Linked DNA regions of Homo sapiens: region 2 is linked to region 1. Evidence: chromatin loops called from intact Hi-C (ENCODE). Cell type or tissue: ascending aorta. All regions are shown on one strand.

Region 1 (5,000 bases):
GTATGGTGGCCTAAAGTGGAACAGAAGAACAGCTTCTTGGGATTTGTTCTGATGCACAAGCATGAGCCCTGTATATCTGTCACCCCCACACATAGGTGCGGGGCTTACAGACCATGGAGGCAAGTTGAATACCCTGCATCCTGCCGCTGCCTGAGGGGTGGGGGGTACAGAAAATGCCTCCAACGAAAGGGTGGGGACAGGCAGAGAAAAGTAATATTCTCAATTCTAATCTCCATTTACCATTTTAAAGTATAGCTTTGACTTTGGTAAAAGCAAACAAGAAGATATACAGCCCCCATTTAAACTCCTGGTGAGCTAAAATGGGCAGTAAGTTGAAGGCAAGGCTTTGGAATGGTCTACGCATTAGAAACGGAAAATGGCAATGCATGGATGTGTATTTATATATTGATTGCTACAGGATGACATAAACACTGACTCAGAGAGGGGGCACGCGTAGCTTTGTAACCACACAAAATCAGGCCTGGCTCTCTGTGGCTATCTTCTGAGGTCCCTCCAAAGGCTGCGTGCCAAATGCAATCAAATACTTTCTACTTAAAAAAAGAAAATAACTTGCGCTTTATGAGTTGCAACAATGGACAATTCATTTAAACTTGAATTAGAACTTCAATTTCAACAGCCAAACCAGTTTTCACAGACAGGTTTACAAAAATATTCCCTAAAGCCTGTGTAGGTTCGGCAGAGGGCTAGACTGCTGGAGTTCAGAAGATTTTAAGTAATTGTAATGTGGAGACAGAAAGAAAGATAATGATTGATTTTCATTTTATTTCCTCAAGGGAAATTTATTATTATTTGGAAAAAACAATAAGACTGGAGGGGTCCCACATTCCCCAGATAGCAGCTTCAGAGGAAAAGTAACAAAAGACACATTTAAAAACACACGCACACACATGCACACACGCACACACACCTTAGCTTTTGCTTCCCTTTGACAAAAATCGGAATCTTCTACTTTGCTTCTGAAGATATCATTAAGATACACATCTTTCAAAGTATGTTGCTTTAAAACATATTTACATGTGCTTTTAAAACATATTCACCTTTGCCTTATAAATTTTTAATTATGTTATTTTTATCCAGGTCAAGTATTTACTTCAAAATTAATTTTTAAGTCGGGATTAAAAATGAGTAAGTAATTGTAGCTAAAGCCTTTTATCAACTCAAACTTTCTAAAATATTATATTTGCTTTTTAAACCACATTTTGGTTTGGACAGATAGATATGCCTGGAAAAATAAAATATAACATAAGAATGTCAAGTATATAAATCTCACACATATACATTTAGACAAACACACAATACACGTATGTATACATACGAAGTTTGTATTTTAGGAAGATTCTTGTGGTAGGGTGAAAAAAAGGTGGGGAGTGTGTTCCTTTTGAATGTTTTAGATTTTAAATCGTTCCTAAGCGTATTTCCTGCTTAAAAGTCACTGCTTCAATTGGTACCACGCAGACACTTCCCTGTGCAACCAGATCTGGTTTGCTGCTGCAATGACTATTCACAGGCATTTCAAATCACCTCCCACGACTGATGTGCTCACCGCTCACATTCCTTCCTCATGTATCATAAAACATGGTTTGTCACTTAGTTCTCTGACCTCGATGCTACAGAATATATTTAACACAAAAAGAACGGCCAAGCACAGTGACATTCTACTGCTCTGTGTGACCCCAGGGAACAATGCAGCTATGTGCGCAGTCACGTGGTCACGGGTAGACACACAGCGTACCTGCCCGGGGCGTGCTCCTGGGTGGCGTACCTGCTTTGTGCTGAGTTCGCAGCAGCCTGCATCACTGCTGCGGCTGCCTCCTGTGCCTTACGGTTCACAGTTGGCATTGGCGGCCCCATTCCTGGCCCTCCCTGCTGAGACATGCCAGGAGAACTGGGGGTCATGCTGCTCATATTTCCAGGAAATGGTCTGTTCTGCATCCCAGCTGATGGCATTCGTCCCAGGGGCACAGCACCACATGGCTGGCTTGGCCCTTGTCCATGCATCTGGTTGTTGGCACTGATACCCATACCGGGCCCTGGGCCGCTGTAGCTTGCACTGGGCACCCCACTATACGCTGGGGGTCTGGAGTAGTTACCTAAACAAAAAGCAAACACAAAGTAAAGCCTTTTATTTAAACTTGTGACAACATTCACTGGAAATACTTTTTGTCCAACAATGCGATCAGCACGGAGTATTAGTCATGACCGTTATAGGCCCTTCCTGTTGCTGCTGGTGCAGCTGCCAGTCTCAAACATGCTCTCTCTGCACACTCCCAGGCCCTCAGAGAGTGACTCAAATACAGACAGCCCCAGAGGACCACTGCACTGATGAAGAGAAATTCAGGCTGGTCATAAAAAGAAACAAACAAAAAAACAAAAAACAAACCCTATGAATAGGCAAGGGACACCGAGTGCTGCCTCAATCCATTCAACACCACATATTCTTATATTTTAACCAAAATGGTGAGCACCACTCTTGAGATCACACCACTAGATCACTGCTACCTTCAACAGTCATGTGAAAGGGCTCAAAAAGACAACGTGTAAGACGACATGCACATATGGTCAAAATCATCCTTTAAAACCCCACAGGAAGGTGTCACGCGGGAACCTGACATGAGCCCCAGTTTTCCTCTAAGTTGGGAATAATATTTTTCTTTCTTTCTTTCTTTTTTTGCTTGAGTACCAGATCGAGCAGCTGGTTTGTGCTGGCTGCCACATCTCGGAAAACTGTCCCAGCACAAGCACGGCACACGGCAGCAGGAGAGCTGGCGGGCAGGGTCAAAGGCGAGGGTGAGGGCGGGCGGGCAGGGTCGGAGGCGGAGGTGAGGGACGGAGGGCAGGGTCGGAGAAGGGGGTGAGGGCTGGCGGGCAGGGCCGGAGGCGGGGGTGGGGGACGGCGGGCAGGGCCGGAGGCGGAGGTGAGGGACGGAGGGCAGGGCCGGAGGCGGAGGTGAGGGACGGAGGGCAGGGTCGGAGGCGGAGGTGAGGGACGGAGGGCAGGGTCGGAGGCGGGGGTGAGGGACGGAGGGCAGGGTCGGAGGCGGGGGTGAGGGCTGGCGGGCAGGGTCGGAGGCTGGGGTGGGGGACGGAGGGCAGGGTCGGAGGCGGGGGTGGGGGACGGCGGGCAGGGCCGGAGGCGGAGGTGAGGGACGGAGGGCAGGGTCGGAGGCGGAGGTGAGGGACGGAGGTCAGGGCCGGAGGCGGGGGTGAGGGACGGAGGTCAGGGTCGGAGGCGGAGGTGAGGGACGGAGGTCAGGGCCGGAGGCGGGGGTGAGGGACGGAGGTCAGGGTCGGAGGCGGAGGTGAGGGACGGATGGCAGGGTCGGAGGCGGGGGTGAGGGCTGGCGGGCAGGGCCGGAGGCGGGGGTGAGGGACGGAGGTCAGGGTCGGAGGCGGAGGTGAGGGACGGAGGGCAGGGTCGGAGGCGGGGGTGAGGGCTGGCGGGCAGGGTCGGAGGCTGGGGTGGGGGACGGACGGCAGGGTCGGAGGTGAGGGACGGAGGGCAGGGCCGGAGGCGGGGGTGAGGGATGGCAGTTGTTTTCCCTTTCCTTTCACACCTTTTGATTGTGTGTAGATAGATTCAAGTAAATCAAAGGTACACATGATACTACTTCAATCATAACAGCTGCTGAACCACAGTGTGTGCTGGGCACTTGGTTAAGTGCTTTGCACCAATGAATTCATTCATTTCTTCCAATAACCACATGAAATATAGATACCCCAGGACTCCATTTACAAATGAGAAAAATCAAGAGCTAGAAGATTAGTACTGAAGCTCAAGCAAACTGGCTCGGGGACCCATGTATTTGACCAATAAAATGTGCTGCCTCCTGATAACTGAATGTTGAAATTACATAAATGCGAAAGACAAGTGTGTGTGGAATATGGATTAGTGTTTCCCAATCAGTCCTTACTATTTTTTGGAAGCCTTTCTCCATCCATGTAACATAACTATACACTTACTACATTCCAGAAGCTGTTCTAGGCACAGGTGACGTAAAGCTAAATACAATCCAGTTCTTGCACTCGAGAAGCTCACATCTACATGGGTATGTGTGTGTGTGTGCATGCACGTGCACGTATGGGTATGCATGTGTGTGTGTGTGCAGTAAAGCAGCAAGGGTGAAAACAAGAAAAAGGATAAAAGCAAAACAAAGCATGCAATGTGAAAAGTGCAAGAGAGAAGGGAGAGTGAGTCTGATGGGGGCTGAGGGCTTGAGGGTCCCCTTGGTGGGGGTTGGTGGAGAGTCCTCTGAATGAGCACTTCTGGAGCTGAACCCTCAGGAGCTGGCTTCAGGGGCTGGGAGAGCCTGCAGCTGGGTGAGCCTCTGCACTGCCTGCCTGTAGGACCTTAGGGGAGTTGCTTGCATCTTTTCTTGTTTCATTCTCTTCTCTGTAAAACAGATAATCCTAACACTGTCCACATGAAGAGGTGTTCTCAGGATTAAACCATATAATGGATGTAAAGTATCAAAATTGTTGGTGCCACTTGATGGGGGTTTCATTGTTGGCTGGGGACTGTGGCAGAAGAGGGGAAAGGGCACTTATGGCTGAGAGGCTGGGGACACCGGCTTAATGGCAAGGGCAGACTGACTTGGGACAGCCACTGGGGCGCTGTGTGTGGCTGACGGGGGGATAGAGGGGAGAGGCTGGGTCTGGCAGGGCCTTGTGTACCAGGCTTCTAAGTTTGAGATTTATCCTGTCCATAAGGAGGAGCTTCTCAAGGATTTCCAGCAGAGGTAGGATTGGATTAATAACTGCAATAAAAGCAAACACTTAACATTTACTATGTGCTAAGCTCAGTTCCAAGTTCTTTGTGTTAACTCACTTAATCCCCAGATCAAGCCTAGGAGGTACACATTATTATAATCCTCATGCTGAAGACGAGGAGCCTAAGGCACGGGGCTGTGAATAACAACAAATGTCCCATGGTCACGTGGCTCACAACTGGAGGACTAAGGTCTGAGCCCAGGCATCCTGGA
Region 2 (5,000 bases), 73 kb before region 1:
TCTCTGTCATCCATCTGCTCCACCCCGTCCAGGAGCATCCCCGGACCACCGTTCGCTGCGCAGGACAGACGCCAGCCACCTTCTCTGTGTTCCCTTGGGAGGTAGCAGCGCTCTTGGGGCCCATAACGGGAGGAGCTGCCTAAAACATGAAGAGATCAAGAAGTCGTTTTGCCCCAGCACGCTTTTAGTACAAAGTGCTCCCTCAACATCCGCTGAGCAATGGGAGCCTCCTGGACATGAGTGCCAAGAGCTTGCGGGGGACCAGAGGGAGTGACACGGAGGGGCACCAGCAGTCACAGTCCACTGCCACCACGCGGGGGGGGGGTGCCCAGCGCTTTCCTCTGGTACTGGGGGAGACCTCCTTCCAAATCAGCTCTGGGGGTTTGCCTGCCCCCAGGGCATTTGGGCTGTTTCGGTGCCCATGAGTACTAAAGATCCCCGGCCCTGTGACACCAGCGGGATTCTCTGTGTTTTCTGCACAAAGGTTGCAGCTGTCGCTTCGCTCCACGGACCAGAGAGCGATGCATAGGGGCCTCCTCAGACCAATCAGGAGCTGCTCGTCACCTGGAGGGCCCCTGGGCGGTCCTCCTGCCTCACCACTGCCCTTCAAGGAGTCCTCCCTGGCGACTCATCTGTGTTCCCCAAGCTGCCTTGCACTGGGGCAGACAGAGCCACTCCCTCCCAAAAAGGCAGGCAGGAAAACCACAGCTCATAAATGGCCCCACAATGTCACTGAGGAAAGGGGAAACACTGCCTTCTCTCCTTAACAGTAAAATCAATCGATGCCCAGTAAGCTAAGGAGAAAACACACCCACAAGCGCGGGCAGCTGTTTTCCTGGAGGGTCTTCACCTTCCCACTGCTATGTGCTTTGCCTTCCAGGGGCCCAGCCCCACCCCAGCTCCGAGCTGGGCAAAGGCCCTGCCCTCACAGCTGGGGTCTGGGTGGACAAGGGATGTGACCTATGCCATATACACAGAACACGGCTTCTGACTGTTTTCTCTATTGAGGAAAAGGAGCAAGAGAACTGGGCCCCACATGGCAGGAGCCACCCAGGAGGGCTGGGAGGAGGCTCATCTTGAAGAAACGACAAGAGGAACCAGGCCAGGGCCAGGTGGGGGCAACCACCGTGTGAACCACTCTCTAAGGTGGGCAAAGCCATAGAGTCATGTGAGAGCCGCTGGGACAACCCTGCCTGAGATGAGGACAGTGACCCAAGAGGCCAGGTCAGAGTGACTCCAGCCCACTCTCTCCAGCCCTGCCAACCGGCAAAAGAGTGTGCGACTGTGATGAGAACGTGGAAAGGCAGGGAAGAGCACGTTTGGCAGCGGGAGAGGTGGACGGCAGGCAGGAGAGCCTGGGCAGCCCAGGTTGGGGCCACAGGGCTGGGAGTGAGGGGACATCACCAATCACCAGTGGGACGCCAACAGATTCCTCTAGCCACAGAGGGGGTGGACGCATTGCAGCAGAGCCCTTGGCTGGGGACACCCGCAGGGCGGCCCTTCCTTGACTCAGGAACGAGGCCAGAGGGTCCTAGGAGGGCAAGGGGAGGGTGACCCAGGACTTCCAGGGATGTGGGACTTTCAGGGCCAAAACGAGGGAAGTCCCAGGAAAGCTGGGACCAGTTGGTCCCCCTATCTAGAGGGAAAAGTCTCCGGAACTTTCGCTGTACTCCACTGAGCTTGCAGGGCCCACACCCTCCAAAACCCACACACCTACATCCCCACACCATGCAACCATGCAACACGGGGCAGGAGGCCTCCCAGGAAGAGACCCACAGGGCTGCTGGGGCTAAGACCGGCAGAGGACAGAGGCCACCCTTGAGCACAGCCCTGGGGACCTGAGACTGCAGGCAGCAGGGAGGCAGTGAGGATGCCCGGGCTCCCAGGGCTGGGGGGACTGCGGGCGCCTGGCTCCAGGGACAAGCCCTGGCCCAGCGTGTGTGTATGTGTACGTATGTGCACGTGTGTGCACATGAATGCGAGAGTGTGCGTGACTGTGACTGAGCTTAAGTGTATGTGTACGTGTGTGTGCATGACTGTGTGGAAGTATGTGTGACTGAGCGTGTGTATGAGTGTGTGTACGTGTGTGTGCATGGCTGTAAGTGTATATGTGTGTGCACGCACCTGTGTGTGTGAAAGTGTGTATGTGTGTGTGTGCGCGCGCGTGTACGTGTGTCTGAGTGTGCACGTGTGAGTGTGTGGTGAAGTGAGCAGGGAGAGGCCTGTGAGGACAGAGAACCAGGGGCCCTGGTATAAACTCTCATTGTCTAGTCATGGAGGAGTCATCTTCAGAGTCCCCGTGATGGCAGCAACACGAGGGCAGCACGCCCGCCCAGGCTGAATCGGCCCCTGCCGTCTAGGAAAGGGAGAACGGCTGCCGGCGCCGCGGGGCTGTTTCTGCGCACGCGCACTATGCTGGCCCCGCTTCCTGGTCGCCACACCGCCCTCTGGTTCGCACACAGCACCGGAGAAACCGGAGAAACCGGAGAAACCGGGAACGGCACATGGGGCACCTCCGTGCTATTTTTGCAACTTACTGTGAGTCTACAATCATTGCAAAATAAAATGTTTTAAAAAAGGTATTAGATGTATTTTTTCATAATAAAAACCTGGCCATGTTCTAGGTGACAAAAGCTCCAGCAAATTCCAAAAGAAACAGAAGAGCGGGGACGTCGTGTCCTACCTCAGGCTGTGGAGGTGCAGCCACTTGTGGCCAGGAGCCGGCCAGGGGCGGGAAGGGGGCAAACCGAAGGGACTCTGGAGGTGCGGGGTCCCTTCAGTTTCTCTTTACTCCTTTGTGTGAGACTGAAATATTTCAACACAATTTCCAAAAAAATCCATCTCAAATCCAATAGATTATGGAGAAAAATAATTGAACGTATAAAAGATCCAGAAATGTAAAATAAGGGGGCTTATGTGAGGAATTCCAGCAACTATTTTCCTGTGAAATTGATGTTCTCCAAGAAACAGAAGAAAACTCTATTCTAAAGGAAACTTGGGAGAAAATTGCTTCTGTGAAAAAGGAACCGGGCCAGGTGCAGTGGCTCAAGCCTGTAATCTCAGCACTTTGGGAGACTGAGGCAGGAGGATGGCTTGAGCCCAGGAAGGAGTTTGAGGCTGCAGTGAGCCATGACTGTGCCCACCCAATACCCACACCCCACTGCACTACAGCCTGAGTGACAGAGAGAGACCCTGTCTCTAAAAGTAGAAGAGAACAATTTGAGACTTTAAAATATTGTTTTATACCAAGATATGCACAAATATATAAATAAAAAATATTGTTTTTAGAAGTAAAACATTAATTACTCATTGGTTTTTCAGCTCAACAGAAGCCATGAACAGCATATTGGATATAACAGATAGCTAAACTAATGACTCTAGAAATTCTCTGAGCACCCAGAAGAAAAGATAAAGAGGCGAAAATAATAAATAACAAGACAAGAAAAAGGCAAGAACGCAAAATATCTGTTGGGTATTCCTGGAGATTCCAGAAGGCAAGCGTGAGCAGAGAAGTAATGATGGAAGAAATAAGAGATGAAAAGTGATCAAATATAGAAATTATATAAGCCATGTTGTGATAATAATGCAATAAAACTAAAATTCAATAGTACAAGGAAAAACAGGGAAAAATAAAACCTATTTCAAACTAAAAGAGCCTCCAAAAAAAATCATGAGTAGGAGAGGAAAAGAACACAGCCATTGTGGGTTTTTATAAAACAACAGTCATGGCATAGGAATGTTCTGAGAAGAAAACTGGTATTTTTTTTGTCTTGTTTTTGAGACAGGGTCTCACTCGGTCACCCAGGTTGGAGTGCAACGGTGCCATCACTGCTCACTGCAGCTTCCACTGCTTGGGCTTAAGCGATCCTCCCGTCCCATCCTCCTGAGCAGCTGGAACTACAGGCACACGCCGCCATGCTCAGCTAAGTTTTAAATTATTTGTGAAGATGGGGGTCTCACTATATTGCTCAGGCTGTTCTGGAATTCCTGGGCTCAAGTGATCCTCCTGCCTCAGCCTCCCAAAGAGCTGAGATTACAGACGTGAGCCACTGTTCCCTGGGGAAAACTGATAACTGGAATGTGTTTTACAAAATTCAACAGAAATGAAAATAAATGTTGTAATTAAGAAGCAGGATAGTAAAGAACAAACTAAACTAGAGGGAAGGAGAAGAAAGGGTAAGCTGAGAAATTCATGACTCAGAGCGAGTGGTATCAATGACACTGAGAGCGGGTTCTCTGCAACAGACAAGCCTCTGGCAAGGTTAATCAAGGAAGAGAGAGCGCAAACCCCAACCTCCACACACCTTCATGAGAAGAGGAAGAGCTGCAAGGAGAGGCCAGGCCGGCAGGGAGGGCTGTGGGCAACTCAGCAGGAGGGGCTTCTGGGAGGCTGAGCATGGACGAGGGAGCCCCGGGGAAAGGGCAGGGCAGGCTCTCATTTCCCAGGAACACCCGTCAGCCCCACCTTTGGGGACAGGGAGCAGCCTCATAAAAGGGAAACATGTTGCGTCCCTCTCCACACGAGCTCTTGGTGAGAAAAACCCGGCTGCTAGGCCCTGTGGGTGACAGCCGTGATATTCTTTCTGTGCTGGTGCAGACAGGCTCCCAGGACAGGGGTGGAGGGGACAGCAGGCCAGGGCACCCCCACCTAGGCCTGCTTGTGGCCTGTCCCCAGGCCATTCACCGGCCCCCACTCCCCAGCGTGGCTGTGCTGTGTGTGGAGAGAAGGCCACCATCAACCTAGGTGCTTACCTCAGAATGTGCCAGGAGCTTGAGAAGTCTTGAGGCTCTGATGGCCGGGATGAGACTTCGAGAGAAATACAGGACCGGCGGAAGAGGAGGCCGGGACAGAAGGTGGATGTGCACCGGCCTCCCACTCCTCGCTCACCCAGGGGTTCCCACCTTAGGAGTCACTAGTCATGCATCCTGGGATCCAATCTGCGCCTCCAGAATCCCGGGGCCCTCGGTCTGGGCAGGCCAGGACACAGCCACCTTGGAGC

Evidence for each region. Peaks named below come from ENCODE experiments on the same cell type or tissue, not always from the same donor. Only the 100,000 strongest peaks of a DNase experiment are listed, where the experiment ranks them.
Region 2: a loop joins it to region 1, with 2.8 times the contacts of the local background. A loop is called at or near these places in 1 of 110 quality-filtered maps.

The regions. Positions count from the first base shown.
Region 1 is chr6:157,145,735-157,150,734 of GRCh38, reverse strand. It overlaps ARID1B (AT-rich interaction domain 1B), which reads right to left. Exons shown (of 20, transcript NM_001374828.1): 8 at 1,784-2,111. Among named protein-coding and RNA genes, the nearest start is that of TMEM242, 180 kb to the left of the region's middle. RefSeq lists enhancers at 1-429, 4,158-5,000. In ascending aorta, no CTCF peak of the experiment used is centred here; DNase peaks (open chromatin) are centred at 1,584, 1,894, 2,254 and 4,953; H3K4me3 peaks cover 1,018 bases; H3K27ac peaks cover 4,147 bases.
Region 2 is chr6:157,218,805-157,223,804 of GRCh38, reverse strand. It overlaps LOC124901445 (a long non-coding RNA gene), which reads left to right and starts at 2,458. Exons shown (of 2, transcript XR_007059830.1): 1 at 2,458-2,538; 2 at 3,322-3,652. In ascending aorta, CTCF peaks have their summits at 2,238 and 2,447; DNase peaks (open chromatin) are centred at 1,214, 2,394, 4,344, 4,884 and 1 weaker place; H3K4me3 peaks cover 1,518 bases; H3K27ac peaks cover 4,796 bases.